Linked DNA regions of Homo sapiens: regions 1 and 3 are each linked to region 2. Evidence: read pairs that join two places in POLR2A ChIA-PET (ENCODE). Cell type or tissue: B cell. All regions are shown on one strand. Links, peaks and the distances in the headings refer to the core of each region. The heading gives the core; the rest is flanking DNA.

Region 1 (10,261 bases), core at 2,288-7,287, 110 kb after region 2:
TTCTGCATCAGCTTTGGCATCCGCTGCAACCTGGGCGTGGCCATCGTCTCCATGGTCAATAACAGCACGACCCACCGCGGGGGCCACGTGGTGGTGCAGGTAGCTCAAGGCCTGAGCCCTTGCAGAGCCCCGCCCCGCTCACCGAGCTCCGCCTACGCCCCCATGACGTCACACTCACCCACCAGACGTCCAGGCCACGCCCCTTCCGAAACGCTGTCGGAATAGCTCCGCCCAATCCGTGCGCCCCTTAGTTCTGACCTCGCCTTAGGGGCCGCCTCCGTTTCCTAAGCCCCGTCCTGATCTAAATGAAGTCCCGCCCTTATTTCCAGGGGCTTGATTGAAAAATGTAGAGTCCGCCCCAACATCAGGTTCCCTAGGGGTTGCCCCTGCCCCATTTTGGACCTACTAGCAATTTTGCTCACGCCTGTACCCCAAGCTCATGTCCCCGGGTCACATCTATTTAATCTCAGTCCCATCTCAGGTTCCTCCCTGAATGTGATCCTTTTTTGAAACCCTGCCACTGCCTACGTCCCACTGCATGTGTTGTGTCCCTTATCTAAAGACCCACAGGGTCTCCCAGGCTACGGTGCAGTGGGGCCATTGCTCTGTCGCCCAAGCTGGAGTGCAGTGGCACCATCACTGCAGCCTCGAACTCCTGGGCTCAAGTGACTCTCCTGCCTCAGCCTTCTGAGCAGCTGGGACTACAGGCGTGCGCCGGCATACCCAGCTAACATTTTTATTTTTATCTTTGTAGAGACAAGGTCTCACTATGTTGCCCAGGCTGGTCTCGGACTCCTGGGCTCAAGCGATCCTCCTGCCTTGGCCTCCCAGTCCTGGGAGTACAGGCGTGAGCCACCGTGCCCTGTCCTTTCTCCTATTTTAATTTCAGCATAGGCCTTGCCCCTGCATCAGAAAAGAGTCCTGATTTGTGCCTTTGTCCTACCTGAAGTTCCTCCCCTTGCTCCCTTCCAATCTGGTCCGCCCCCTTGGCTGCTTCGTGTCCCCGCCTGGACCCTGTGCAGGTCACTCCGCAAACGCTCATAAGCTGGATATAAGTGGAGAGAGTCATCATCATACATGGGCCCCTAGGCTTTCATGGAGGCAAGGAAGCAGGCAAAGCAAGGCGTCTAGGTGGTGATGGACTCTGTTGTTAAGGCAGCATAGGCCCTAGCAACGTGGAAGAGCGGAGTTTGTAGACTTTAATTGACAGAAAGATAGTGTGAGCTTTGATTGGCAGGCTTTTGGAGGTGGGAGGGGTTCCTCGTTGCTGATAGGTCGAGACGCTAAGTCTGTGGGTGCTGATTGGTGGAGCGGCAGAGCCTGGACAGGGCGGCTGATTTAATGTACATTTTGGCCCGCAGAAAGCCCAGTTCAGCTGGGATCCAGAGACTGTCGGCCTCATACACGGCTCCTTTTTCTGGGGCTACATTGTCACTCAGATTCCAGGAGGATTTATCTGTCAAAAATTTGCAGCCAACAGGTACAGTGGTGGGGTCTCAAAGTGGGCGGTAACTACAGTTGTGTGGGTGGAGTTAGAGGGCGTGGTCTTGAATTTGCGGGCTGGCTCTGGTAAATGGGAGAAGCCTGGATTTGGGGGTGGGTCTTAGAGAAAGGTGGGGCTTGCGATTGAGGAAGGTGTAAGTCAGAGAGGTGGTGGGACCTGGGGTCCCGGGGACCACTGGGCCTAGCTTGCTGTGGGCGGGAAAGGCAGAATCCCGGGCATGGCTGGATAGCTTGGATTCTTTTCTCTGACCCTTCCCATCAGAGTTTTCGGCTTTGCTATTGTGGCAACATCCACTCTAAACATGCTGATCCCCTCAGCTGCCCGCGTCCACTATGGCTGTGTCATCTTCGTGAGGATCCTGCAGGGGTTGGTAGAGGTAAATCCCCGCCTGATATGACCCTGCCCTCGCTCGGACCCTGCCTCTTCTCAGTGACCTTGGTTTTCTCCTCTTTAGGGGGTCACATACCCCGCCTGCCATGGGATCTGGAGCAAATGGGCCCCACCCTTAGAACGGAGTCGCCTGGCGACGACAGCCTTTTGTGGTGAGAGGAAGAGGGATCCTCACTCCTGAATCTGAGGGAGGAGGGGTTGGGGCCTGGACTGTTGGGTCTGAGCGGGGAGGGGCTGGGGGGGCTGAACTCCTGTGTCTGAGGGAGGAGGAGGAGACTCTGGACCTGGACTCCCAGGTCTGAGGGAAGAGGGGCTGGGGCTGGACTCCTGGGTCTGAGAGAGGAGGGGCTGGGGGCCTGGACTCTTGGGTCTGAGGGAGGAGGGACTGGAGGCCCGCACTCCTGGGTCTGAGAGGAGGAGCTGGGGGCCTGCACTCCTGTGTCTGAGAGAGGAGGGGTTGGGCCTGGACTCCTGGGTCTGAGGGAGGAGGAGCTGGGGGCCTGGACTCCTGGGTCTGGGGGAGGAGGAGCTGGGGGCCTGGATTCCTGGGTCCGAGCGAGGAGGGGCTAGGCCTGGATTCCTGGGTCTAAGGGAGGAGGGGCTGTGGCCTGTAATTCAGTGTCTGGAAAGGGGGAAGCGGTGGGGGTCCGCACTCCTTGATCTGAGGGAAGATGGGCCTGTTCTCTCCCCCGCATCCTCCCCCTTAGGTTCCTATGCTGGGGCGGTGGTCGCGATGCCCCTCGCCGGGGTCCTTGTGCAGTACTCAGGATGGAGCTCTGTTTTCTACGTCTACGGTGAGGGACCCGGATGCCTGGTTCCGGGTGGCGCTGGGGCGGAGCGGGGCCGGTCCTCACCTCGCTCCCATCCCCCTCCTGACCCCCCCAGGCAGCTTCGGGATCTTCTGGTACCTGTTCTGGCTGCTCGTCTCCTACGAGTCCCCCGCGCTGCACCCCAGCATCTCGGAGGAGGAGCGCAAGTACATCGAGGACGCCATCGGAGAGAGCGCGAAACTCATGAACCCCCTCACGGTCCGGGACCAAATCTTCGGGGAAGGGGCGGGGAGAGATAGCAAGCCACGAACCTGCACAGCGTGTAGATCAGGGACGGTTCCTGCAGACTCTAGAGGAGACGGGACTGGAACGCAAAGAGAGGGGCTAGAACCTAGGAGGCGGGTTGCAACCCGCGGAGGACGAGATTCTCAGGTGCTGGGGGCAGGGTTAGGTCGGGAGTTGAGCAGGATTAGAACCACTGACAGGGCATAGTTAAAGCCAGCAGAGAAGGGATTAGAATGTGGGGGTTTTGCTTAGACCTTGAGTTGAGGCTGTATTTTGGGAGCATTTTTGATAAAAAGAGACTCCTAGGGCAGGCTCAGTGGCTTCCGCCTGCAATCCCAACACTTTGGGGGTGGAGGCTGCAGGATCGCTTGAGCCCAGGAGTTCCAGACCAGCTTGGGCAACATGGCGAAACCCCCGTCTCTACTCAAAATACAAAATACAAAAAGTAAAAATAAAAAGAAAAAAAGAAAAAGACAGGTCCCTGAGGGGCCCGGACACCTGCGGACCTGAGAGGCTACCATAGGGCCAGGACCCCTTCATCACTCAAGTGTCACCTTGAGGCTAGGATCCCTGGGTCCCCACGGCAACATGGTGTAGCCCGCGCCTTTGGGTCCATAGAAGTTTCAGTGCGGTCGGGATCCTTTGGTTTCTGCAGAACTACACTGTGGTCCCTGAAGGGACGCGGAGAAGCCCTCAGCCCCGCTCCCCGTCTTAGCGGCCCTCCCCTCGCCCCCACAGAAGTTTAGCACTCCCTGGCGGCGCTTCTTCACGTCTATGCCAGTCTATGCCATCATCGTGGCCAACTTCTGCCGCAGCTGGACGTTCTACCTGCTGCTCATCTCCCAGCCCGCCTACTTCGAAGAAGTGTTCGGCTTCGAGATCAGCAAGGTAGAGCCCAGGAGGAGAGGGCAGGGGGGCGCGGAGGGGTCGGCGGGAGGGAACTGGCGGCGATCCCGAGGCAGGGAGGAGCCGGTGGTGCACGGACCGGGCAGAGACGCCGAGCCGGCGGCCCCGAACCCTAGTGTCCCTGTACACCTGTTCCCGCAGGTAGGCCTGGTGTCCGCGCTGCCCCACCTGGTCATGACCATCATCGTGCCCATCGGCGGCCAGATCGCGGACTTCCTGCGGAGCCGCCGCATCATGTCCACCACCAACGTGCGCAAGTTGATGAACTGCGGAGGTGAGTGGGGCGGGGCCTGGGCCGGCTCTAGGACAGCCTGGGTGGAGCAGAGCCGGATTGAGAGGTGATGGGGAGTGGTTACAGGCGGAAACCATCCAGCCTGCCCCAGGAGTCCCTTTCTATGCAAAGGGCCGTGGCCAACAGGGTGGAGCCGGGGCAGGGCAGGCCTGGATGAAAGGGACTGTCACGCGGCCGTCCAAGGGGCCACCGCGCGGAAGGGCAGGGTGGGCGAGACTTCCCGGGTGGAGCAGAGAGAAGACCGAGTTGGGCCTGGAGGGACAAGACCTGCACAAAGTTGGGTGTGGTAGGACATGAACTAGGTGATGAAGAGGCGCTAAGAGCAAGGCACCTGGAGAGACAGGGTCCTAGGGGGCCTGCTGTCTAACAAGTGAGATTTGCTAGGCGTGGTGGCGCGCGCCTGTGGTCCCATCTACTTGGGAGGCTGAGAAGGGAGGATCGCTGGAGCCCAGAACTGCGAGGCCGCAGTGAGCTATGATCGCGCCGCAGCACTCCAGCCTGGGCGACAGAGCGAGACTTTGTTTCTAGAAAAATTAAAATTACAATTAAAAATTAAAAAACAGGCAGGGCATGGTGGCTAACCCCTGTTATCCCAGCACTTTCGGAGGCGAAGGCCGGTGGATCACTTGAGCTCAGGAGTTTGAGACCAGCCTGGGCAACGTCGTGAGACTTTGTCTCTTAAAAAAAATAAAAAATCAAAAATTAAAAAAAAAAAAAACCAAAAACTCATGAGTGGGGATTGAGGGGAAGGTGTGAGCGTGCACAGCAGGGATCCTGCGTGTTCGGGGAGTGGCCTAGTCAAGGGGTGGAGCTACGGGAGGGGCGATGGAGCTGGTGGGCGTGGTCAGGGCTGGGTCTTGGAGAAGTAGGGGCCTGGTTAGGGTGGGTGCGGGTGGCGTGGAGGGCGCGAAGAGGCCTGGGCGTGGAGGTGGCCAGACTGGGGTGGATAGACGCGGTTTGGGGCTGGAGCAGGTCTGGAAGGGCGGTGTGGGGCAGCCTGCGCCTTGCTCCGGCCGACACTCAGGAGACGCGGGCCCCCCCCGCCCCCGTAGGCTTCGGCATGGAAGCCACGCTGCTGTTGGTGGTCGGCTACTCGCACTCCAAGGGCGTGGCCATCTCCTTCCTGGTCCTAGCCGTGGGCTTCAGCGGCTTCGCCATCTCTGGTGAGAACCGCGGATCCGCAGCTTGGGGGACTCTGGTCAGCTCTGTAGGGAACTTCCTGGCTCAGGAACGGGGCCTCTCAGCCTCACAAAAGGTGGAACATGAGTGGCGGGGAGGGGAGAGGGTTGAGAACGTCCCAGTGGGAATCACTCGAGTGAGATTCCGGTGTGACGCCTTCCGACTTGTCTCTCCGCCAGGGTTCAACGTGAACCACCTGGACATAGCCCCGCGCTACGCCAGCATCCTCATGGGCATCTCCAACGGCGTGGGCACACTGTCGGGCATGGTGTGCCCCATCATCGTGGGGGCCATGACTAAGCACAAGGTGGGTGCCGCAGTCCTGACTCAGTCTGCCTCCAAGTGTGTGCTTCGTACCTAACTGACCACGTGGTGGCACTGTCTCTGGGGTGCCATCCCTGCCTTTTCAGCCTCCCTGGGTCTCTGCCTCCCTTCCTCTAGGCCTCCCCCTCTCTCCGCCTCTGTTTCTCTGTCCTCCCATTTGACCTCAGCCCTATTGTCCCCTGCAGACTCGGGAGGAGTGGCAGTACGTGTTCCTAATTGCCTCCCTGGTGCACTATGGAGGTGTCATCTTCTACGGGGTCTTTGCTTCTGGAGAGAAGCAGCCGTGGGCAGAGCCTGAGGAGATGAGCGAGGAGAAGTGTGGCTTCGTTGGCCATGACCAGCTGGCTGGCAGTGACGACAGCGAAATGGAGGATGAGGCTGAGCCCCCGGGGGCACCCCCTGCACCCCCGCCCTCCTATGGGGCCACACACAGCACATTTCAGCCCCCCAGGCCCCCACCCCCTGTCCGGGACTACTGACCATGTGCCTCCCACTGAATGGCAGTTTCCAGGACCTCCATTCCACTCATCTCTGGCCTGAGTGACAGTGTCAAGGAACCCTGCTCCTCTCTGTCCTGCCTCAGGCCTAAGAAGCACTCTCCCTTGTTCCCAGTGCTGTCAAATCCTCTTTCCTTCCCAATTGCCTCTCAGGGGTAGTGAAGCTGCAGACTGACAGTTTCAAGGATACCCAAATTCCCCTAAAGGTTCCCTCTCCACCCGTTCTGCCTCAGTGGTTTCAAATCTCTCCTTTCAGGGCTTTATTTGAATGGACAGTTCGACCTCTTACTCTCTCTTGTGGTTTTGAGGCACCCACACCCCCCGCTTTCCTTTATCTCCAGGGACTCTCAGGCTAACCTTTGAGATCACTCAGCTCCCATCTCCTTTCAGAAAAATTCAAGGTCCTCCTCTAGAAGTTTCAAATCTCTCCCAACTCTGTTCTGCATCTTCCAGATTGGTTTAACCAATTACTCGTCCCCGCCATTCCAGGGATTGATTCTCACCAGCGTTTCTGATGGAAAATGGCGGTTTCAAGTCCCCGATTCCGTGCCCACTTCACATCTCCCCTACCAGCAGATTCTGCGAAAGCACCAAATTTCTCAAGACCCTCTTCTCCCTAGCTTAGCATAATGTCTGGGGAAACAACCAAAATCGCAATTTTAACAATATGCCTCTCTACCCCCGTGCACTTTTTCTGACATGGTTTTCAGGTCTAAATAGTGGCTGCTCCAGTCCATGAACTCAAAGGTTTGAAGCTACCACCATTGAACTCCCCCATGGTGGTTTCATGATGCCCCCTCCCCAATTCCTCGCACTTTATTCTCCTGGGTGGTTTCGAACTACCCTGTTTCTCAGTGGCCATTTGTTGTGTCCCTCAGGGGCTTAATGACTCAAAATCTGGGATCCTTCCCCTCTCAGACACCCCTCTTTCAGCTTAGAATTTGGGGAACCTATAGAGAAGTCACAGAATCCCATGAAAGGGAATGGGGCAGGAGCCAGGGGTGTTTTTTCCCAGTGCAGGGTTGTGTCTTTGTGTCTCTGTCTCTGTGACTGTAAATCCTGCCCTGCCCCACTCCCAATAAAAGCTTTGGTGTATAGGCTCAGTTGTTCTTGGCTGTGGAGGTCACAGGCATCCTGGTCCCCAGCCCCGTCCTCCCTCAGACCGAGGAGTTCAGGCCCCTAGCTCCTCCTTCCTCAGTTCCAGGGATCCAGGCCCCAGCCCCTCCTCCCTCAGACCCAGGGTTTCAGGCCCCCAGCCCCTCCTCTCCCGGACCCAGGAGTCCAGGCCCCAGCCCCTCCTCTCCCGGACCCAGGAGTCCAGGCCCCAGCCCCTCCTCCCTCAGACCCAGGAGTCCAGACCCCCGTCCCTCCTCCCTCAGACCAGGAGTCCAGGCCCCAGCCCCTCCTCCCTCAGACCCAGGGGTCCAGACCCCAGCCTCTCCTCCCCAAGTTTCAGCGGTCTCAGACTCCAGCCCCTCCCACCCCAGGGCTCAGGCCAGAGGAGGGGTCTAGCCATGGGAACATGATATTTATTCGGTCTCAGACCTTGTTCTCTGATCACAGCGCAAGCATCTCTGTATATTAGACCCTTTATCCGGGGCACTACTCTAGCTAAGCATACCAGAAGCGCAGGGTTTTCCTTCACTGTGGGGATGTGCAGGTCCGGCAGAACTCGGTGGGGCTCACACGAAGTTGTTGGGGAGCGTGGCGGGGGACAGGGCCTCCAGACGCTGCGGGCGACCCCCGCGGGGCGGCGGGGGCAGCTTTGGTGGCAGAGGAGGTGTGGGCGGGGGCTGCTTGGTGGCGATGTGGGAAGGGACCCAGGTATCCGGAGCATAAAAGTAGAGGTCGTAGGGGTCTTTCGGGGCGTCCAAATGCAGAACTGTGGGTGCAAAGGGGCGTGGTCATCTCTGGGCTGACCCTCCAGGCCCCCTTCCAGATCATCTCCAGGGCCGCTTTTGTGCGGCCGACCGATCAGGAGGCCGGAGAGAGGATTCCGATTCTGCATTTGAACTGAGTTTTCAATAAAAAGGGTGGGGGCCGCTGCAGAAACCAGGAGGCGTGGCGTCCGATCAGCAGCGGCGGGGCCTGCAGTGGAGGGCGGGAAGTACAGGGCTCCGGGCCGCGTACCTGGAGGGGCAGGGGCGGGGCTGGCGGGGACGGCCGGCTCTGGGCCTGAAGCCGTTTCCAACCGCATTGGGAGCGGCACTGGACTCTTGGGTGAAATTGCAGACATTTAGGGGGCTGGACGTTGCCATGGAAGAGCCAGGGCTTTCATTGACCTTGGGTGGGGGACCTGTGCTTTTTTGGCTGGCGCCCTGTAGTGCCGGGAGAGACCAGGTTATGGAAAAGTGCAGGCATTCAAGGGGCAGGGCGCTCACCCGGTTCATCTCCGTCGTCCGGAAGCCGGTGATGTGCGAAGGGCCGCTGTCTAGCTGCCCGGCGGTAAAGACACCACAGCAGCACAAAGATGCCGATCAGCAGCGCGGTCCCCGCGAAGAACAGGCAGAGGGCCCCGCCTGCTGCGCCACGTGGTCGCCCCACCAGAGTCACGCCTGAAGGGGGATACCAGCAATCTAAGCTCCTAACCCCCTCCTCTCTCAGACCCAGGGGTCCAAGCTCCTAGCCCCTCCTCCCTCAGATCCAGGAATTCCTGTTCCCAAACCCTTCTCCCTCAGACCCAGGAGTCCAGACCCCAGCCGGTCCTCCCTCGCACCCAGGAGTCCAGGCCCCCAGCCCCTCCTCCCTCGGACCCAGGAGTCCAGGCCCCCAGCCCCTCCTCCCTCGCACCCAGGAGTCCAGGCCCCCAGCCCCTCCTCCCTCGGACCCAGGAGTCCAGGCCCCCAGCCCCTCCCTCAGACTCAGGAGTCCGGCTCCTGCCCCTCACCGGTCTCCTTCACTCGCTCCACCACGATGATGGTGTTGACTCCCTCACCTCGGCTGTGCCTCTGGGGTGCCCGCAGAGTGGCAGGGGCCAACTGACTGGGGCGCCCTGGAAGAGCAGGGGGACCTGCAATCCGGGCTGAGGGAGGAGGGACGTTGGACTCCTTAGGGCCAGAGTTCTGGGGGGCCTTCAGCTCAACCATTCCTGGAGAATCTGAAGTGGGCAATTTTGGGGAGTCGGGCTGGATGGCTGCAGGTGTTCCTGGTTTGGGATTCAGGGACAGCTCATTTAGAGCAGTGGCGTCATCCTTGAAGGGCACAGGTGTTTCTGGGTAGAGACTAGTGGAGATTTGAGGGTCGGAGGTCCTGGGTACATCTGTTGCATTTTGGTAGTAGGTTGTGGGGAATTCTGTTTGGGAAATTTCGGTGGGGCTGGGATTGTGGGTCACATGGGATTCTGGGTGGGGGGTTTTAGAAGGGTCAGGATGGAGAGCTTGGAGAAATTCAGAGTTTGGGGTCTCAGTGGAGTTGAGGTCATGCTTTTCTGGGGATTTGGGGTCAGGGGTCTTGGTAGGGTTAGTGTTTGAGGTCTCGGGGAGTTCTGCCTGTGAGACTTCAGTGGCATTAAGCTGCAGAATCTCTGGGGATTCTTGGGGTGTAGTTTGCATAAGGTCAGTGTTTGGGGTCTCAGGAAATTCTGGGCGTGAAGTTTTGGAGAAGTTAGGTTTGGGGGTCTCAGGGGATCCTGGGTGTGGCATTTCAGTTGGGCCAGGTGTGGGGGTCTCAGAAGACTCTGGGTGTGCCATTTTGGAGAGGTTAGTTTTGGGCATGTCCAGGGATTCTGATATTGAGGTTGTGAGTGAGTCAGCTTTGGGGGTCTCAGGAGACTCTGGGTGCGGGGTTTCTCGGAGGTCAGGGTTGAGGGGCTCAGTGAAGTCAAGTGGGAAGGTTTCCAGGGAAACCGTATGAGGTAGCTTGGAAGGCTCAGGGTAAGGAGTCCCAGGAAATTCTGGGTTAAGGCGATCTCGTTTGGAATTTTCAGAAGCACCCTTCAGAGGGGAAGTCTCAGAGGGGTGGGCCATGTCCGGAAAGCCACAGCCCAAAGGCAGAGGGGCTGAGGGAGCGGCCTTGGACCTCAGGCCGGCGAGGAGGAAGACGAGGAAGAGGATCCGGCTGAATGATTTCATAGCTCTGGCAGATACCTATAGCTGCGGGGGAGAGCGGGAAGGAA
Region 2 (9,252 bases), core at 1-5,000:
TCAGAAAAAAATAAAAGAATAAACAATGTTTTCAAACTTAAAAAAAAATTCCTGGCCGGGCGTGGTTGCTCACGCCTGTAATCCCACCACTTTGGGAGGCCAAGATGAGCAGATCACCTGAGGTTGGGAGTTCTAGACCAGCCTGGCCAACATGGTGAAATCCCATCTCCACTAAAAATACAAAAATTAGCCAGGCGTGGTGGCAGGCACCAGTAATCCCAGCTACTCAGGAGGCTGAGGCAGAAGAATCTCTTGAGCCCGGGAGGCGGAGGTTGCAGAGAGCCGATACCACGCCACCGCGCTCCAGCCTGAGCAACAGAAAAAAACTGTCTCAAAAAAAAAAAAAAAAAAAAAAAATTCCTTGTTAGCGTTCTCCTTGACTAAATTTTTTGCCCGCTAGGGGCAGGGACAGTGGCAGGGGCCCAGGGAGAACTCAGAACTCAGGGGGTATTGTGAGGATCCCCCAACATCCCATGTAACAGGAAACAGTGTTTGCTGTGCAGGCGCAGGTTCAAGACCAGCTTCCTGACCCCCATTCTCAACTAAACATAGCCCCTGAGCCTTGATTTTGTAGAAACTCCAGACCCCCAAGAAGGGATTTGTCTGTGTTATTGTCTGCTGTAGGCGCAACCACCCATATGCAGTAGGTGCTCAGTAAGTGTATCCTGGGCGTGACACACAGCAGGTGCTCAATAGATGCTTTTTGTGTCTGGTATAGAGTAGGTGCTCAATAAATGTTGGGTGGCTAAATGAACTCAAGCAGTGAGTGCCCCTGCCCCCATGTCTGAGGGCCACTGTTCTCTGATGATGGGTGATGTACCTCCGGCTACCCCCACCAACCCTGCCCATGCCTGAGAGAGGACAGGCATCCCAAGAAGAAATTGGGGCCCACTCACCGATGTACTCCTCCACCTGGACATAGCCATCTTTGTTTCTGTCCAGGTCCTCCAGGGTTTCCTGGAGGAGAAAGGGGCATTGAGGCTGGGGGCCGATGACCCTGGCTCCTGGGGGAGGCTGGACCCCTGGGGTAAGAGTGAGAGGTTCTCTTGGAAATTTAGCTCCGGGCAGCTGTGGGAGGCAGGCAGTAGAGCAGTCTCAACAGGTGGCATGTGGGAAATTTGCGGGCTTTCTGGGATGTTATCATCAAACAGGCACCACCTGCATTTACGGGGCCAGAGCCCAGAGGCCCTAATGTCCAGCAGTGCACAGGTTTGTTGCTCACAAGGGGAGCTGTCCTGGGTCCCTAATAACTTGCTCAAGCCCCAGCAAACACCCTCCAAGGGGAGAAGCTCCTTTATGTTTAGCAGAGCCTAGAACCTACCTCTGCTTTATGTGTGAACATGGTGCACTTTGGGGCTTCTTCTGACACACTGGACACCTCCGCTCCTTGTTTTTGTGCCCTTCTGGAGCAAAACGACTTTTGTTCCCCAATTTATATCCAAACTCATTCACTATAAGACTGTGGGCTGGGCACGGTGGCTCACACCTGTAATCCCAGCACTTTGGGAGGCCGAGGCGGGAGGATCGATTGAGCCCAGGATTTTGAGACTAGCCTGGGCAACATGGCGAGACCCTGTCTCTACACAAAATTTAAAAATTAGCCAGGCATGGCCGGGCGTGGTGGCTCACAACTGTAATCCCAGCACTTTGGAAGGCCGAGGTGGGTGGATCACGAGGTCAGGAGATCGAGACCATCCTGGCTAACACAGTGAAACCCCGTCTCTACTAAAAAAAAAAAAAAAAAAATTAGCCGGGCATGGCGGCATGCGCCTGTAGTCCCAGCCACTCGGGAGGCTGAGGCAGAAGAATGGAGTGAACCCGGGAGGCAGAGCTTGCAGTGAGCCGAGATCGCATCACTGCACTCCAGCATGGGCGACAGAGCGAGACTCCGTCTGAAAAAAAAAAAAAAAAAAACATTAGCCAGACATGGTGGCTTGTGCCTGGTGGCCTCAGCTTCTCAGAAGGCGGAGGTGGGAGGATTACTTGAGCCCAAGAGTTTGAGGTTGCAGTGAGCTGAGATTGAGCCACTGCCCTCCGGTCTGGGTAACAGAGTTAGGCCCTGTCTCAAAAACTAAAAAAAAAAAAGAGGAAGGAAAGAAAAAAAAAGCCTTCTTCTATAGAACAAAGCACATTTTGGGGCCAGGCACGGTGGCTCATGCCTGTAATCCCAGCACTTTGGGAGGCCAAGGTGGGCAGATCACCTGAGGTCCGGAGTTCAAGACCAGCCTGGCCAACATGGTGAAATCCCATCTCTACTAGAAAAAAAAATTAAAAATTGGCCGGGCACGGTGGCTCATGCCTATAATCCTAGCACTTTGGGAGGCTGAGGCGGGCGGATCACCTGAGGTCAAAAGTTTGAGACCAGCCTAACCAACATGAAGAAACCCTGTCTCTACTAAAAATTAGCCAGGTGTGGTGGTGCGCCCCTGTAATCCCAGCTACTCGGGACGCTGAGGCAGGAGAATTGCTTGAACCCGGGAGGCGGAGGTTGCAGTGAGCTGAGATCGCACCACTGCTTTCCAGCCTGGGCAACCGAGGGAGACTATGTCTCAAAAAAAAAAAAGAAAGAAAAGAAATTGTATAAGGTGGGGCACAGTGGCTGTCTGAGGGAAGGCTGGGGGCCTGGACCCCAAATGCGAGCACAGGGAGGGGAAGGCCAGACGAGGAGAGATCAGACCCCAGGGGACTGAGAGTGGAGGTGGGAAAGGTCACCGTCCTCTGACCTGTGTTTGCGGCCTGGCTTCCCCGGCAAGATGCTGGAGAACCAGGTGACTGCCTGCCCCCAGGTCGGTGCTGGGAAGCAGGACCTGAACCGGAAGCCTGGGTCCCCGGAAGGGTGTGGGGGACAGGGTTCCCCAGCCGCCACTCACAGCAATCACGATGTCCCGCATGTGAGGGAACTCCTCGGGGTGCAGGAAGGCTGTCAGCTCCTCTCGAGTGGCCATCGAGTCCCCATCCTGGTCGGCCACCCGGAAACGCCGCTCGTCCCGAGCCAGCATCTTTTTGTAGGTCTCTGCATCCTCCACGTCATGAAATTCTTCACCTGGGGAAGGACAGGTCTCAGTGAGATGAGCTTTAATGGAGGAAACGCCAAGCAGGTTAAAACAAAGACAAAGTAAATCCTACTGGGGTACAAAGATTTCTGTGGAGTTAATAAGTATATATCAGTAGGCTGGATGCAGTGGCTCACGCCTGTAATAGCAGCACTTTGGGAGGCTGAAGCTGGCAGATCACTTGAGGTCAGGAGTTTGAGACCAGCCTGGCCAACATGGCGAAACCCCATCTCTACCAAAAAAATACTTAGCCGGGCATGGTGGGGCACGCCTGTAATCCCAGCTACTCGGGAGTCTGAGGCACAAGAGTCGATTGAACCCAGGAAGCGGAGGTTGCCGTGAGCTGAGACTGCACCACTGCTTTCCAGCCTGGGCGACAGAGGGAGGCTATGTCTCAAAAAAAAAAAAAAAAAAATTTTAGAAGCCTGGCACAGTGGCTCACACCTGTAATCCCAGCACTTTGGGAGGCCGAGGTGGGTGGATCGCCTGAGGTCAGGAGTTCGAGACCAGCCTGGTCAACATGGTGAAACTCCTTCTCTACTAAAAATACAAAAATTTGCCTGGCATGGTGGTGGGCGCCTGTAGTCCTAGCTACTCGTGAGGCTGAGGCAGGAGAATTGCTTGAACCCAGGAGGATGAGGTTGTAGTAAGCCGAGACCTTGCCATTGCACTGCAGCCTGGCCAACAAGAGTGAAACTCCATTCCATCTCAAAAAAAAAAAAAAAAAAAAAAAAGTAGGCCGGGTGCGGTGGCTCAAACCTGTAATCACAGCACTTTGGGAGGCCGAGGTGGGCAGATCACCTGAGGTTGGGAGTTCGAGACCAGCCTGACCAACATGGAGAAACCCCATCTCTACTAAAAATACAAAATTAGCCAGGCGTGGTGGCGCATGCCTGTAATCCCAGCTACTTGGGAGGCTGAGGCAGGAAAATCGCTTGAACCCGGGAGGCGGAGGTTGCAGTGAGCCGAGACCACGCCACTGCACTCCAGCCTGGGCAACAAGAGCAAAACTCCCTCACAAAAAAAAAAAAGCATATATTGATACTTTATATATAATTTGTATATATATTTAAGTATATAATATGTTATATAACATATTATTAGTATGTGTGTGTATATCTATATCTATCTATCTATCTATCTATCTATATATATATATATTTTTTTTTTTTTGAGACAGAGTCTCACTCTGTCGCCAAGGCCAGAGTGCAGTGATGTGATCTCGGCTCACTGCAACTTCTGCCTCCTGGGTTCAAGTGATTCTCTTGCCTCACCCTCCAGAGTAGCTGTGATCACAGGTGCACACCATCACGCCCAGCTAAGTATTTTTTTGTGGTAAGACGGGGTTTTGCCACATTGGCCAGGCTGGTCTCTAACTTCTGATCTCACGTGATCCACCCACCTCGGCCTCCCAAAGTGCTGGGATTACAGGCGTGAGCCATGGCACCCAGGCTATGTAACATATTATATCCACCCAATAAATTAGCTAACTTGTGAGAGATTATATGCTAAGCTCTTTATGCACAATATTGCATTTAATCATCACAAAAAAGCACATACAGTGGGTTTTTCCATGTATTCTACTTTCTGAATGCAAAAATTGATTCTCAGAGAGAAGAAATAACTGATCCAAGCGTGTGGAGACAGGAATGGCCCACTATGAGTTGACAGTGGGCCTTTTGGCCCCAGACTAAGGCTGTGATGGGGTAGCTTACAGGGACTGAGATGGCTTGACTGAGAGGAGGGGACGGGCATTGTAACTGGAGGGAACAATATGGGCAGAAGGTAGAGGTTTGAAGAGTGTGGTGAGTTCAGGAAAACCACAGAAAATCCATTTGGTGCAGAAAATGCAGAAAAACAAAGCCACAGGAGGAAACGTCCCGGCTGGGGAGTGGGACCGTCTCCTGGGGGCCCAGGAGGGGGAGGGAGGGGCAGAGTCAGTGCTGGGCATGAAGAACCCCGCCCCCGGAGCCCTGTGGAGGACAGACTGGACGGGGAGGCTGGGGCCAGGGACAGAGAGGAGAGGAGGGAGAGAATGAGGGCTGTGTGTGTGGCAGGGTGTGGGGCACTGAGGCTGGGACTTGGGACAGAAAGGAGGGATCTGAGAGTCAGGGGCTGAGTAACTGGCTTTGGGGTTCTCAGGATGAGAGGTCACAGAAGTTAGGGGTCAGGATGACAAGGCATGGAAAGTAGGTGTCCTTGGCCAGGGATCTCAAGTACCCTAGTCATATTGTCACAGAGGTGGTGAGTCCCAGAATGAAAGCCCTGAAGGGAACCTGGGTAGCTTAGTTGGTAGAGCATTGGACTTTTAATTTGAGGGCCCAGGTTTCAAGTCCCTGTTTGGGTGCGTTCAGTGGCTTTTAGCACCTAATTGTGACTTCATGTTTGAAAAAAAGATCGTTTTTAGCATGCAGCTAAATACCAGAAAAATAAGCAGACGAAAAACAAAAAAGAGAAGCCAGAGGTGAGAAACTGAAGATCTCACAGTTATGGGCTCCTAAAAGTGGGTAGAGCCTGGTTAGGGGCCAGGGACTCCGGGTAAATGGGTTCAGGGTTCTCAGAATGAGGCGGTCCAGAAGGTCAGGGTCACGGTGTATGGGGAGCAGGGTCGGGGGCTCGCCGCGTACCGGGCGCGTAGTGGCCATAGGTGGCGTTGCGCAGCTCCTCCCAACCCACACGCCCGTCGCGGTCCGTGTCGTACGTGTCCCAGGCCGCGCTCACCGAGTCCCGTATGTGCCGCTGCTGCGTGTGCGCGATCCACGCGCGAAGCTCGGCCAGCGACACCCAGCCGTCGCCGTCCCCCGCGCGGTCCATGCGGTCCACGATCCGCCTAGAAGCCGGGGCGGGCACACGTCAGGCTCTGGTCCCGCCCCCAGGCCCCGCCCCTCGCACGGGCCACGCCCCCTGGGACACTTCGGATCCGGGGCTGAAAATACAGTCCACGGTCCGCGGGCTAACTGGGGAGGGGCGCGGGTCAATTTCGGGACCAAGCCCACCGGAGGACCCTACCCCTCAGCCTAGGGTCCACCCCCAGGTCGAGTCACGCCCTTCTCCAGAACGAGCGGGCCTGCTGGGAGCACTGCGGGGGAGGGACCTACTACGATGCAGGGCCACCCTCTCCGCGCCGGCCCCGCCCTCGGCCTGCACGTGCTGCACCTCTCGCTGGGCCGAGCTGGGGTGGTGAAGGGGAGCGCGGCGTCGCACTGTGACCCTTGCCAAGGGGGCCCTGTTGCAAGATTGACTCTGAACCCAGACAGCCACGGCCACACCCCCGATCCCCCGCTGTCTCAGGCCCCGACCCGCCCCATGCCCCTCCCCCTTACCAGGCTGCGCGTGTCAATTTCAGGCTCCTCTCCCTCCAGCCCTGCCCTGTGCTGAGCCCCGTGGCTTTCCCCTGCCTGCTCCCGGCTGAATCAGGCACTGCCTGAGGACCATCACCCGCAACCCCGGGGGCTCAGTCTCCCTCTGCCCCTCCCCATGCTCCTCCGGGCTCCTGTGCCCCTCCCTGTCGCATGTCAAGCCACTTTAGGTTCCATCTCTCCCCTTCTCTTGGGCCACGCCTATCAGCTCTCGGGCCCCTCTCCTCTCCCTTGGTGACGCCTTGCCAGGCCGGTCCTCTCCCAATCTCTAATTAACAGAGACTACCTGGAGCCCTCCTCCCTGTCACCGTCCCTAGGCCCCCGCGGCCCCCTCCCTAAAGTCGAAAATCCGAGACAGCAGAGCCCTCTCCAGGCCTGCCTGAGTCACCGCCCCACCTCCCGCACCAGGCGGTCTCTGCTCCAGTCTGTCTAGGGCCCCACTCTGTCCCCGGAATCACACCCTTCTCTGAGGTTCCTGGTGTTGTTAAGCGCTTGGGCTCCACAGCCAGACATTTTAGGTCCAAATCCAGCCACTTCCTCTTACTGGCTGTGTGACTGTGGGCAAGTGACTTAACCTCTCTGTGTCTCAGTTACCCCTCTGTAAAACGGAGGAAGAAAAAACGGTACCTACCCCAAAAGGGCGGTTGTGGGGAATAAATGAGTTAGGCCATGTAAAGCACTTAGGACAGGACAGGCGCGGTGGCTCACGCCTGTAATCCCAGCACTTTGGGAAGCCAAGACAGGCGAATCACTTGAGATCAGACGTTCCAGACCAGCCTGGTCCACATGGTGAAACCTTGTCTCTACTAAAAATACAAAAATTAGCAGGGCATGGTGGCACGCACCTGAAATCCCAGCTACTCTGGAGGCTGACGCGGGAGAATTGGTTGAATCTGGGAGGTGGAGGTTGCAGTGAGCCGAGATAGTACCACTGCACTCCAGCCTGGGCAACAGAGCGAGACTCCGTCTCAAATAATAATAACAATAATAGGCCGGGCACGGTGGCTCACGCCTGTAATCCCAGCACTTTGGGAGGCCGAAGTGGGCAGATCACCTGAGGTGAGGAGTTCCAGACCAGCCTGGCCAACATGGTGAAACCGTCTCTACTAAAAATACAAAAAGTAGCCGGGCACAGTGGTGGATGCCTGTAATATCCACTACTCGGGAGGCTGAGGCAGGAGAATTGCTTGAACCCAGGAGGCGTAGGTTGCAGTGAGCCGAGATCGTGCCACTGCACTCCAGCCTGGGCAACAGAGTAAGACCTTGTCTCAAAAACAAACAAACAAACAAAAAACACTTTGGAGGCCGAGGAGGGCGGATCACAAGGTCAGGAGATCGAGACCATCCTGGCTAACATGGTGAAACCCCGTCTCTACTAAAAATACAAAAAATTAGCCGGGCGTGGTGGCAGGTGCCTGTAGTCCCAGCTACTCGGGAGGCTGAGGCAGGAGAATGGCGTGAACCTGGGAGGCGCAGCTTGCAGTGAGCCGAGATCGCGCCGTTGCACTCCAGCCTGGATGACAGAGTGAGACTCTGTCTCAAAAAAAAAAAAAAAAAAAAAAAGGCCAGGCGCCATGGCTCACGCCTGTAATCCCAGTGCTTTGGGAGGCCGAGGTGGGTGGATCACGAGGTCAGCAGATCTAGACCATCCTGGCTAACACGGCGAAACCCCGTCTCTACTAAAAATACAAAAAAATTAGCTGGGCGTGGTGGTGGGCGCCTGTAGTCCCAGCTACTCGGGAGGCTGAGGCAGGAGAATGGCATGAACCCGGGAGGTGGAGCTTGCAGTGAGCCGAGATCACGCCACTGCACTCCAGACTGGGAGACAGAGCGAGACTGCGTCTCAAAATAATAATAATAATAACAATAATAAAGCACTTAGGACAATGCCTGGCATTGCCATTAGTGCTAAGCTAAATGTGCTAACCTGTCACTGCCCTTCTTCCTCCATTTCTCCTTCATGCATGCCCATCCAAGCACAATCTCCCAGCCAGCAGTCCTGGGGACCACTGCCACTGTCTCCACCCTGATCTGACCACCATCTTGTCTTGTCTTCCACCTGGACTATCGCAGTCGCTTCCTCACTGGGCTCCCTGCTTCTTGCTCCCTACAGTCTGTTCCCCACCTCGCAGCCAGCAGGATTCTCTCAAAACCTAAGTCAGCTCATGCCCTCCCTCAGTTCTACTCTCAATTGGAGAAAAGCCTAAATCTTCATCGTGGCCTAAAAGGCTTTGCATTGCATGATCTGACCCCCTTTGCATGGTCTCAGGCAATCCGCCCGCTTTGGACTCCCAAAGTGCTGGGATTGCAGGCGTGAGCCACTGCACCTGGCCCTCTCTCTTTTTGAGACAAAGTCTTGCTCTGTTGCTTAGGCTGGAGTGCAGCGGCATGATTTTGGCTCACTGCAGCCTTGACCTCCCAGGCCCAAGTGATCCTCCCTCCTCAGCCTCCCTAGTATCTGGGACTACAGGAGCACGCCACCATGCTGGGCTAATTTTTGTATTTGTTTTGTAGAGGCGGGGTATCACTATGTTGCCCAGGCTGGTCTTGAACTCCTGGGCTCAAGTGATCCCCCAGCCTTGGCCTCCCAAAGTGCTGGGATCACACACATGAACCACCATGCTGAACCCCTTTGCTCCTTCTCTGCCCTCACCTCCCACTCTCTCCCCTTTCTCACTGAGTTCCAGCCACACGGGCCTCAGAACTGTTGCTCTGACACTCCAAGCCCACTCCTGCCTCAGGGCCTTTGCACTTAACTGTTCTGTCTGCCTGGAATGCTATTCACTCCGATACCCACATGGCTCAAATACCACATACCACCTTCTCATGGAGGCCTTGTC
Region 3 (10,261 bases), core at 3,424-8,423, 310 kb before region 2:
GGGGCTAGCAGGCTACTATTATGACTAAGCAATTCCACTTCCATCTCTCAAGCTGTTTACTTCCTGAAAGGTAGCTGTTTGATCCAAACCTGTTTATGCCAGAAGTTCTTGTTTAATTTACTATCAAACTAATGAAATTAATGCAAGACAGTTGTTTATACACAAACCAGATTGCTTGCTTTGGAAAGACTAAAAGGGAGTTGTTAAAAGAAAAACATGCCAGGCGTGGTGGCTCACACCTGTAATTCTGCACTTTGGGAAGCCGAGGTGGGCAGATCACTTCAGGTCAGGAGTTCAAGACCAGTCTGGCCAACATGGTGAAACACCGTCTCCACTAAAAATACAAAAGTTAACCGGGCATGGTGGTGTATGCCTGTAGTCCCAGCTACTCTGGAGGCTAAGGCAGGAGAATCGATTGAACCCAGGGGGTGGAGGTTGCAGTGAGCTGAGATCTCACCACTGCAACTCCAGCCTGAGCAACAAAGCAAGACTCCATCTCTTAAAAAAAAAAAAATGCTGCCAAGTTAGGTACAAGTAAAGCAACTGTAAATTATTTAATGAAAAAGCTTATAAAAACCTAGGAAGACTCAGCCCCCAGTTTGTTTCATAAATGTCTTTAGGTTCTCAAGCCACTTAAAAAAATGACTCATTGTGGTTTGTGGGTGGAGCTTATACAAGAATGTGATGTTCTACTGGGCGCAGTGGCTCATGCCCGTAATCCCAACACATTGGGAGGCTGAGGTGGGAAGATTGCTTGAGCCCAGGAGCTCGAGACCAGCCTGGGCAACACAGTGAGACTCCCACCTCTACAAAAACAACAATAATTTTCTAGGCATGGTGGCATGCACCTGTGGTCCCAGCTACTCAGGAGGCTGAGGTGGGAGGATCTCTTGAGTCCAGGAGATTGAGGCTGTAGTGAGCCGTGTTCACACCACTGCACTTCAGTCCAAGTGACAAAGTGAGACCCTGTCTCAAAAACAAGAATGTAATGTCGTGTGCTAACTAGGAGACCAATACTGAAAGAAAGGGTCTTGGTCCTACGTACAAGAGATGTCTGTTTAAATGTTCTTGGTTAAAATAAGATGTTTAAAGTGTTAAGATGGCCGTTAGTGCTATTTGCCATATATTTCTAGCTCCACACTTGGCCAGCATTTGACCCCATTTAGCTTGAGTGCGGCCATGTGATTAATTTTGGCCAGTAAGGTGTGAGGCCATGTGATTACATCTGGCCAATGAGATATGAGCAGAAGTGACACATGTGAATTCAGCAAGAGCACATAATTGCTAATGGAAGACCAGACCCCTCTGCCTTTACTATGTCCATTGGCAACCTTCATGATCTGTCCGCACGGGCTCCAAGCTGACACTCAATACAGCACGAGTGACAAAATCCACCTTGGCTGTTTCAAGCCACTGCAATCTGGGGGTAATCTGGCCTTTCCTGATATACACAATTTTTTTTTCCCAAATAATCCCAGTTTAACCAACATTTGTTAAACCAATCAACTACCAAGTCTGAGTTTCCTAGAAGAACAAACTGGCAGTACATATAGGTTGGATGACATAGGCTAGGACACAATGACAACATGGACAAAGTGTTTTATACTGGCCGGGCACGGTGGCTCATGCCTGTAATCCTAGCACTTTGGGAGGCTGAGGCAGGTGGATCACCTGTTGTCAGGAGACCAGCCTGGCCAACCTGGTGAAACCCCATCTCTACTAAAAATACAAAAATTAGCCAGACGTGGTGGCAGGCGCCTGCAATCCCAGCTACTCAGGAATACAAATACAGTCTCCTGATTGATCCTCCAATTCAAGCAGGAGAATTGCTTAAACCCGGGGAGGCGGAGGTTGCAGTGAGCTGCACTCCAATCTGGGCGACAGAGCGACATTCTGTCTCAAAAAATGCTAATAGGCTGGGTGCGGTGGCTCACACCTGTAATCCCAGCACTTTGGGAGGCTGAGGCGGGCAAATCATGAGGTCAGGAGTTCAAGACCAGCCTGGCCAACATGGTGAAACCATGTCTGTACTAAAAATACAAAAAATTAGCTGGGCATGGTAGTGGGTGCCTGTAATCCCAGCTACTTGGGAAGCTGAGGCAGGAGAATCACTTGAACCCAGGAGGCGGAGGTTGCATTGAGCTGAGATTGTGCCACTGCACTCCAGCCCAGGTAACAGTGTGAGACTCCGTCTCAAAACAAACAAATAAAAAAGATAATAAAATGCTTTATGCTAAGAAATGGGAGTAAGATCATCTCTGGCTTGGATTTTTCTTTTCTTTCTTTGCAATTACAAAATAGTTTATGGCTGATTTTTTTTTTAAAGGTCTGCCTGATACATGCTTTGCAAACTCTAGGTATTTCAACTTTGTCATCATCGTGTGTGTCCAGACGCAGAGGCTCACACCTGTAGTTTCAACACTTTGGGAGGCTGAGGTTGGAGCATTGCTTGAGCCCAGGAGTTTGAGACCAGCCTGGGCAACATAGCAAGACCCCATCTCTACAACTATAAAACTAGCCAGGCGTGGTGTTACATGTCTCTAGTCCCAGCTACTCTGGAGGCTGAGGTAGGAGAATTACTTGAGGCCAGGAGTTCGAGACCAGCCTGAGCAACAGAGTAAAACTCTGTCTCTACAAAAAATACAAAAATTAGCTGGGCATGGTGGTGCGTGTCTGTAGTCCCAGCTACTCGACAAGTGGAGGTGGGAAGACTGCTTGACCCCTCTAGGCAGAGGCTGCAGTGAACCAAGGTCATGCCACTGCACTCCAGGGTTGACAGAGTGAGACCCCTGGCAATAATAGTAGTTAATATTTCTCAAGAACTTCATGTCTGAACTCACTGAATTCTCACACAGCAGGCCATGAGTTCAACAATCTTTTAATCCCCACTCCACAGATGGGGAAACCAAGGATCTGGAAGCAAAAGCCTGACGTCACAGGCTGCGGAGACACGGGACAGGGACAGGGCCCAGGTTCTTAATCTCAGTAGGTGTTGGCCTCCACTTTGTGGAATAAACAAGGGGCCAAGCCCCTCGGGCTTGGGACCGTCTTACCCTCGTCACTGCCGCGCTTCTCAGCCTCTCTGCCACCATCTGCCCTCCAGCACAGACCATGCTGAGTGTTCCCAGATTGTAAAAGACATACATCTGCCCTATCCCCAAACCCAGCGTCCTGGGTTTGAGATTACAGGCAGGAGCCACTGTGCCCAGCCCCCTGGGCTATTTTTAAAAATAAATAAAATGAAGGCTTTTTGTCCAAACTTCAAGATATGTTGTTAGATTGAAAAACAAACAAAAAAATGATAGAATAAAGGAGATTGCCACTGGATAGAAAAGCCAGAAAATCAATCAGTTTCTCTATTTGCTTGTACCTGCTTATACGTCTCTCTGAAAAGACACTTAAGCAATTGGTAACTGATCTCTAGAGGGAGCTGAGAGAGACTGCATTGGTTGGTTTCTGGAGCCCCTCCAAGTGTGAACCATAGGAAGGTTTCTCGTATATGCGAAACATGAATACAACATTTTTTGGGTCATGTAAATAAAGTTGGCATACTTAGTTTTGAAATTCTGCTGCTGGGAATGCATCCCATAGGAATGCCTGCACAAGTGGGTTAAAAAAATACACATTCATCCTCTCCAGCATGTCTGATAATAGTGAAAAACTGGCCGGGCGTGGTGGCTCACGCCTGTAATCCCAGCACTTTGGGAGCCCGAGGTGGGTGGATCACTTGAGGTCAGGAGTTCGAGACCAACCTGGGCAACATGGCAAAATCCCATCTCTACTAAAAATACAAATATTAGCTGGGTGTGGTGGTATGTGCCTGTAATCCCAGCTACTCGGGAGGCGGAGGCTGCAGTGAGCTGAGATCACACCAGTGCACTCCAGCCTGGGCAATAGAGCGAGACTCCATCTCAAAAAAAAAAAGAAGAAATAAAAGAAAAACTGGACAGGCCCTCAACTGGCAGGGTGCAGTGTGGTGGGCACCCTGAAAGACAGCCCCCATGACCCTCACCTCCTGTCTGCACTGTCCTCTCAGCTTGAGTGTGGGCAGAACCTAGCAACTTGTTGTAATGTACAGAATATAGCAAGAGTGACAAGATATCACTTCCAAGATTGGGTTACAAAAGACTGCAGCTTCCACCTTGGGCGTCCTCTCTCATTTCTGTTTTTCTTTTTTTTTGAGACAGTTTCACTCTTGCAGCCCAGACTGGTGTGCAATGGTGTGTTCTTGGCTCACTGCAACCTCCACCTCCTGGGTTCAAGCGATTCTCCTGCCTCAGCATTCCGAGTAGCTGGGATTTCCCAGATGCCTGCCACCACGCCCAGCTAATATTTTGTATTTTTAGTAGAGACAGGGTTTCACCATGTTGGCCAGGCTGGTCTCAAACTCCTGACCTCAGGTGATCCACCCGCCTTGACCTCCCAAAAGTGCTGGGATTACAGGCATGAGCCACCGCACCCAGCCCTTCTCATATTTCTAGAGAAGCTGGATGCCACATTGCAACTGCAAGGTGCCCTGTGAAGAGGCCTGCAACGGCGAGAAAACAAGGGAGACCTCCAGCCAACAGCTAGGAACTGAGGCTCTCGGCCCCATCACCTGTGAGGAACTGAATCCTGCCAACAGGCATGTGAGTGGGCTGGAAGTGGGCCCTCCTCACGGAGCCTTCCGATGACTGCACAGCCCCAGCCACCAGCTCGACCGCAACCCCGAGAGCCTGGGAGCCAGCAGCTCAGCCAAGCCTGGATTCTTGACCCCCAGCAACGGTGAGGCAATAAATGCTTCTTGTTTTAAGCCACTCGGTGGTGGGGTTTGTTACACAACAGATAACTTATAGGCAGGATGGCTCGTGGAACTGAAATGCGTCCATTTAGTGCACTACCTGAGGCCACCATGAGAAGTGGGGACATAGAGGAACAGGTAATTAACAGTGCAGGCAGGCCAGGTCGGTGGCTCACACCTGTAATCCCAGCATTTTGGGAGGCTGAGGTGGGCAGATCACCTGAGGTCAGGAGTTTGAAACCAGCCTGGCCAACATGGTGAAACCCCATCTCTACTAAAAATACAAAAATCAGCTGGGCATGGTGGTGGGCGCCTGTAATCCCAGCTACTCGGAAGGGTGACGCAGGAGAATCGCTTGAACCTGGGAAGTGGAGGTTGCAGTGAGTCGAGACTGCGCCACTGCATTCCAGCCTGGGCAACAGAGTGAGACTCCGTCTCAAAAAAAAAAAAAAAAAAAAAACCCGAAAAATTAGCCAGGCATGGTGGCTCCTGCCTGTAATCCCAGCTACTTGGGAGGCTGAGAATAGCTTGAACCTGGGAGGCAGAGGTTGCAGCGAGCTGAGATCACGCCACTGCACTCCAGCCTGGGCAACGGAGTGAGACTCTGTCTATAAATAAATAAATAAATAATGGCCATTACTTTGGTTGGAAGAAAAAAAAAAGCAAGCTAAAGAACAAAGAAATTGACTCACTTATACAAAAAAATTAAACTATAAATATATCCACAACCGCATGCATGTAAACCCAAATGCAGAACTGGTACATCAGCCTCTAGGGAGGTAAGTGGTTTGCTCAGGGTGTGTGTTTGGGCAGGAGAGGCGAGAGTGAGGTGTGATAGGGTAGTTCCACTTTTTGTTGTTGTTTTTGAGACAGAGTCTTGGTCTGTCTCCCAGGCTGGAGTCAGTGGCACAATCTCTGCTCACTGCAGCCTCTGCCTCCTGGGTTCTAGTGATTCTCGTGCCTCAGCCTTCTGGGTAGCTGGGATCACAGGCACATGCCACCATGCTGGCTAATTTTTGTATTTTTAGTAGAGATGGGGTTTCACCCTGTTGGCCAGGCTGGTCTCGAACTCCTGACCTCAGGTGATCTGCCCGCCTTGGCCTTCCAAAGTGCTGGGATTACAGGCGTGAGCCACCATGCCTGGTGGTACTTCCACTTTTTATTCCACACATTTCAGCGCCCTTTCATTTTGGGAAACTGTTGTAGTGTGTGTAACTCAATATATTTTAAAAGTTAATTTTTTTTAAATGCCAAGATGGTAAGAAAATACATGTTAGTGTTTTGTGTACCTTGAAACAAATATATTCTTAACACCCCTTTTGAGAAGGTGTCCTTTTTCTCATAATCCTTTGGAGGTGGGTGGGCATTTTCTTTCACCCCGAACAGGTTTCCAACTATTAATATGTTGGTGTTTTAGCATTTTTGCCTCAACAATCACTTTTTTCCAATTACGTCCTACCACCTGCTCCTTTGCAAGAATTTTCATGAATCCCCAGTCTTGCCTCCAGTCATGATGCATGATTCAAAAGCAAACTGGTCAAAAAGAAAATGTTTCCAACAAGTCACTCACTCAATTATAACCTTTCTGGACACAAGTGATTTTTGTAAGTTAGGATGCTTTTTTTTTTTGAGACAGAGTCTTGCTCTGTCACCCAGACTAGAGTGCGGTGGCACGATCTTGGCTCACTGCAACTTCCACCTCCGGGGTTCAAGCGATTCTTATGCCTCAGCCTCCCAAGTAACTGGGATTACAGGTGTGCGTAACCACAACTAAGTTTTGTATTTTTACTAGAGACAGGCTTTCACCGTGTTGGCCAGGCTAATCTCAAACTCCCAGCCTCAAGTGATCTGCCCGCCTCGGCCTCGCAAAGTGCTGGGATTACAGGCGTGAGCCACCACGCCCAGTCAGGATGCATTTTTTAAATAGAGATGGGGTCTCACCTTATTGGCCAGGCTGGTCCTGAAACCCTGGCCTCAAAGCGATTCTCCTACCTCGGCTTCCCAAAGTGCTGGGATCACAGGCGTGAGGTCCAGCTTGGCATGCATTTCTAGAAGCAGTTTTGCCCACCTTTTACCTTCTTAGAGTGCATTTCAGCCAAAAGATGACAACAGTGGCTACCAGCAGCTCTCCTGTGTCCAGGACTGAGCTGGGCCAGATCTTGTATTCCTTATGAGAATCCTCTGGGGTAGTCACTATTTGACATATGGAGAAAGTGAGGCTCAGAGACATGCAGGGACCTGCCCGAGGTCACAGAGCTAATCAGCGCAGAATCTTGGGATTAAACCCTGCTGTTCTAGGGTTTTCACTATTTCTTGCCTTAGGAGAACCTTGTATTCAGGGAAAAACTTTCCCAAAAGATTTGCTCTGTTGGTGTTGGCTGGTTCTAAGGGGCATGTGAAGTTCTTAGGCCTTATCGTCACCTGACCTATGAAATGGGGAGGTGAGTCCCATGTGCCTAGATCTGGCCTCATTCCTTGGGCCTCCTTTTTGGTTTTTTTTTTGTGGGTTTTTTTTTTTTTGAGATGGAGGTTTGCTCTTATTGCCCAGGATGGAGTGTAATGGCGCAATCTCGGCTCACTGCAACCTTTGCCTCCCGAGTTCAAGTGATTCTCCTGCCTCAGCCTCCCAAGTAGCTGGGATTACAGGCATGTGCCACCATGGCCAGCTAATTTTGTATTTTTAGTAAAGACAGAGTTTCACCATATTGGTCAGGCTAGTCTCCAACTCCCAACCTCAGGTGATCCGCCCGCCTCAGCCTCCCAAAGTGCTGGGATTACAGGCGTGAGCCACCGCGCCCAGCCTGGGCCTCCTTTTTATTCCACACATTTCAGTGGCCTTTCATTTTAGGAAACTGTTCTAGTGTGTGTAACTTAATACATTTTAAAAGTTAATTTTTTTTTAAATGCCAAGATGGTGAGAAAATATGTTAGTGTTTTGCGTACCTTGAAACAAATACATTCTTAACACCCCTTTTGAGGTGTCCTTTTTCTCCTAATTCCTCTTTGGAGCTGGTGGGTGGGCATTTTCTTTCACCCCTAACAGGTCTGCTACTATTAATAAGCAAGCCCCGGTTCACTCCTGTAAACCGTGTGATTAGGCCACGACAGTCCCTCTGGTTCCTCTAATTTGAGTGTTAAGGTCAAGAGGGCGCCACTGGCATGAGATGGCCAAACTGGCGACTGGAAACCTTTCCTTTTAACCAATTTGTTTCTGATCCAAACCTGCGTTTCCCTTGCCGGGGGACATGGCCACCCTGGTGGAAACACTGAAGGCTGCTTCCTGCTCCTCTCAGCGGCTTCTGACAGAGTCGATTGCTCCCTCCTCAAACACTCAGCTTCCAGAACGCCACACTTGCCTGGTTCTCCTGTCTTCTGGCTCCCTGCCCAACCCTTACGCGTGGCTCTTTCTCAGGGTTCTGTCCTTGTTCTCGAGTCTTCTCCTTCTTCCAGTCGCAAAATGGCGGCCTGGCGGCCTCATTAGACCCACAGGCAGATTTTGTTTGGTCCTCACAGTGTTTTTGTTTTCAATTTGAATGCCATTAGGCGGGGCAAGCACTCTCCAAGTTCGCCACAGTCCCCATCATTCCCTGTTGTCTTACACCCGTCCGCTTCACACATTTTCATCACCTGCCTGGTCCCTGAAGCCATCTGAGTTTTCAAAAACCCCTGCTACACAGGCTGCCTGGGAAATCACCCACTTGCACTTCTTCGCTGTCACCAGTGCCTCCTGCTCCACACTCACATTCCTGAGGATCGCCTAGAGAGCTTGCTCACACGACTCCCAGACCCCCGCCCTCCCCCCACTGGATCCAACAGTTCCAGGGCAGGGATCGGAAACTCACATGCCTACAGGGGCCAGGCGGGTCACATAAATGAGTGAACTAGCCAGGTATAAGAAAAGTCGACGGCCAGAAATATCATCAAATCGGATCTTTACTCAACTATGGTGAATGCATGGAACATAATACAAACATGGATGTTACTGGAGTTTATATTTTTAAATTCAAAATTGAAAAAATACAAATTGAAAAATAGAAATATTTAATTATTAAAATTTTCTCTTTCATAATTCTTTTTGCGCCTTTGAGTTGAAGCCAAAAGGCTGGCGTCTTCCCTTCCACACCGAGATGTCAGTGTCAGGCCTCGGGTGGCACGGTGGGGACGGGCAGTTTAGAATTCAGCCTTGAATCCTTCAACTGGGAACGATGTTTAATTTGATTCAGGTTCGTAACGGAAAACAGCTGTTCACAAGCGTGGGTACTCCCAAACACAGATATTCAGGACAACTACTGGAGATAGTTGTAGAATCTCACCATCTTCACACAGACTTGTATTTAGGAACCAGCGCCGTATTGCACTGTAGTTCAATTACTATTTATGGTCTGCATTCACACAAGAAACATCTGCCAACAAAGGCAAACTGGACAATGTCTGTTCCTTCTCATGAGTCTGGATTCCGAGAGCCTTTGGGGGAATTTGGTCTTCAACCCCAGGACGTAGGTGAATACAGTCCGGGCCACCTCTTTCATTTCTGAAAGCCGACTGCAGCACAGGAAAGAGTAAAGGTTTTTTTTCCTTGCCGGTGGATTCCCCAGGACCAAGCATACACCATCATACATTCAAGTAGCTGTTTGTGGACATCCTTGCGGAGAAATATTCAGTGTTCAGAACGGTCATAACCTTGACCAGAAGTCTTTGACTAACCTTCTCAGGGGAACCCACTGTGGCTTTTGCCTGATTTAAAATGAACCAAGTTGGTTAACTTGAACAGTTCAGATTTCTTCCACAACCAAGTCACAGAGCTTCTGTGAAATCTCTCAGGTCAAGTCACCATCAACTCACTCGTGACTGAAGTCCAGGAGCGGAAGTGTCGAGAGCATCGCGGTGTGTTCTGTTCAGTTGCTCAGAACAAGTCAACTCCTGATGATGGATGCAACGACCCAACTTCCGTGTCCTTGCCAAATGCTGTCGCCTTGGATCAAGGTGTCCTGCCAAGTCCCCCTGTCATGACGCTGTCTGTAGTTGTGCTTCGGAACTCTGGCCAGTCTATGTGAAACTTTTCTCTCAATATACAAAAAAAATTAGTCCTTTCCCAGTGTTGGGCCTGCCTTGGCACCATGCCACAGACTTCTTCGGTCACATCAAGATTCTTAACACCACAAATAAATAAAGCTAACTGGGTGGTAATAGTTTATGAGCAGCGAAAGAAAAGGCCACAATCAATTTGACTCTTTCAAGCAACTGGACTTGTAAATCCCCCGAGTTATCTCCAACTCACTGTGCAACGCAAATGCCCGTTAGACTTAAATAACGGTCTCAACAGTCATGTGTTTCTGTGCAGGACACGTCACTCTGCTCCTTTATAAACTTGCCATCTGCTGTAGCTCTGAATGCCCAGGTCATTCTTCTCACGTGATTCCGGAACGGCGTACCACTGCCGCGCCACTTCTGTTAATTCGCTTTTCAAAACAAACCCTATTG

Evidence for each region. Peaks named below come from ENCODE experiments on the same cell type or tissue, not always from the same donor. Only the 100,000 strongest peaks of a DNase experiment are listed, where the experiment ranks them.
Region 1: POLR2A ChIA-PET joins it to region 2 with 5 read pairs; 4 of 35 experiments call an interaction of 5 or more read pairs at or near these places.
Region 3: POLR2A ChIA-PET joins it to region 2 with 7 read pairs; 4 of 35 experiments call an interaction of 5 or more read pairs at or near these places.

Annotation. Positions count from the first base shown.
Region 1 is chr19:49,426,387-49,436,647 of GRCh38, reverse strand. It overlaps SLC17A7 (solute carrier family 17 member 7), which reads left to right. Exons shown (of 12, transcript NM_020309.4): 2 at 1-99; 3 at 1,362-1,480; 4 at 1,766-1,880; 5 at 1,959-2,046; 6 at 2,602-2,688; 7 at 2,780-2,922; 8 at 3,688-3,837; 9 at 3,997-4,129; 10 at 5,200-5,310; 11 at 5,506-5,633; 12 at 5,836-7,247. The coding sequence ends at 6,129. It overlaps GFY (golgi associated olfactory signaling regulator), which reads right to left. Exons shown (of 4, transcript NM_001195256.2): 2 at 9,035-10,238; 3 at 8,529-8,702; 4 at 7,661-8,029. The coding sequence starts at 10,217. The coding sequence ends at 7,830. Among named protein-coding and RNA genes, the nearest start is that of GFY, 6.1 kb to the right of the region's middle. RefSeq lists enhancers at 3,472-4,043, 4,044-4,616 and a silencer at 5,142-5,436. In B cell, for the core only: a CTCF peak has its summit at 5,658 (motif pointing right); DNase peaks (open chromatin) are centred at 3,787, 4,017, 5,007, 5,707 and 1 weaker place; H3K27me3 peaks cover 5,000 bases.
Region 2 is chr19:49,530,824-49,540,075 of GRCh38, reverse strand. It overlaps RCN3 (reticulocalbin 3), which reads right to left. Exons shown (of 7, transcript NM_020650.3): 3 at 5,681-5,883; 4 at 2,871-3,043; 5 at 897-957. Among named protein-coding and RNA genes, the nearest start is that of RCN3, 7.4 kb to the right of the region's middle. RefSeq lists a silencer at 5,847-6,136. In B cell, for the core only: no CTCF peak of the experiment used is centred there; a DNase peak (open chromatin) is centred at 2,005; H3K4me3 peaks cover 845 bases; H3K27ac peaks cover 1,433 bases.
Region 3 is chr19:49,838,819-49,849,079 of GRCh38, reverse strand. PTOV1-AS1 (PTOV1 antisense RNA 1) reads left to right here. Exons shown (of 4, transcript NR_040037.1): 2 at 2,327-2,357; 3 at 4,188-4,764; 4 at 9,004-10,261. It also overlaps a transcript of MED25 not described here. Among named protein-coding and RNA genes, the nearest start is that of PTOV1, 7.2 kb to the left of the region's middle. RefSeq lists an enhancer at 24-103. In B cell, for the core only: no CTCF peak of the experiment used is centred there; DNase peaks (open chromatin) are centred at 4,745 and 5,579; H3K4me3 peaks cover 1,922 bases; H3K27ac peaks cover 3,217 bases.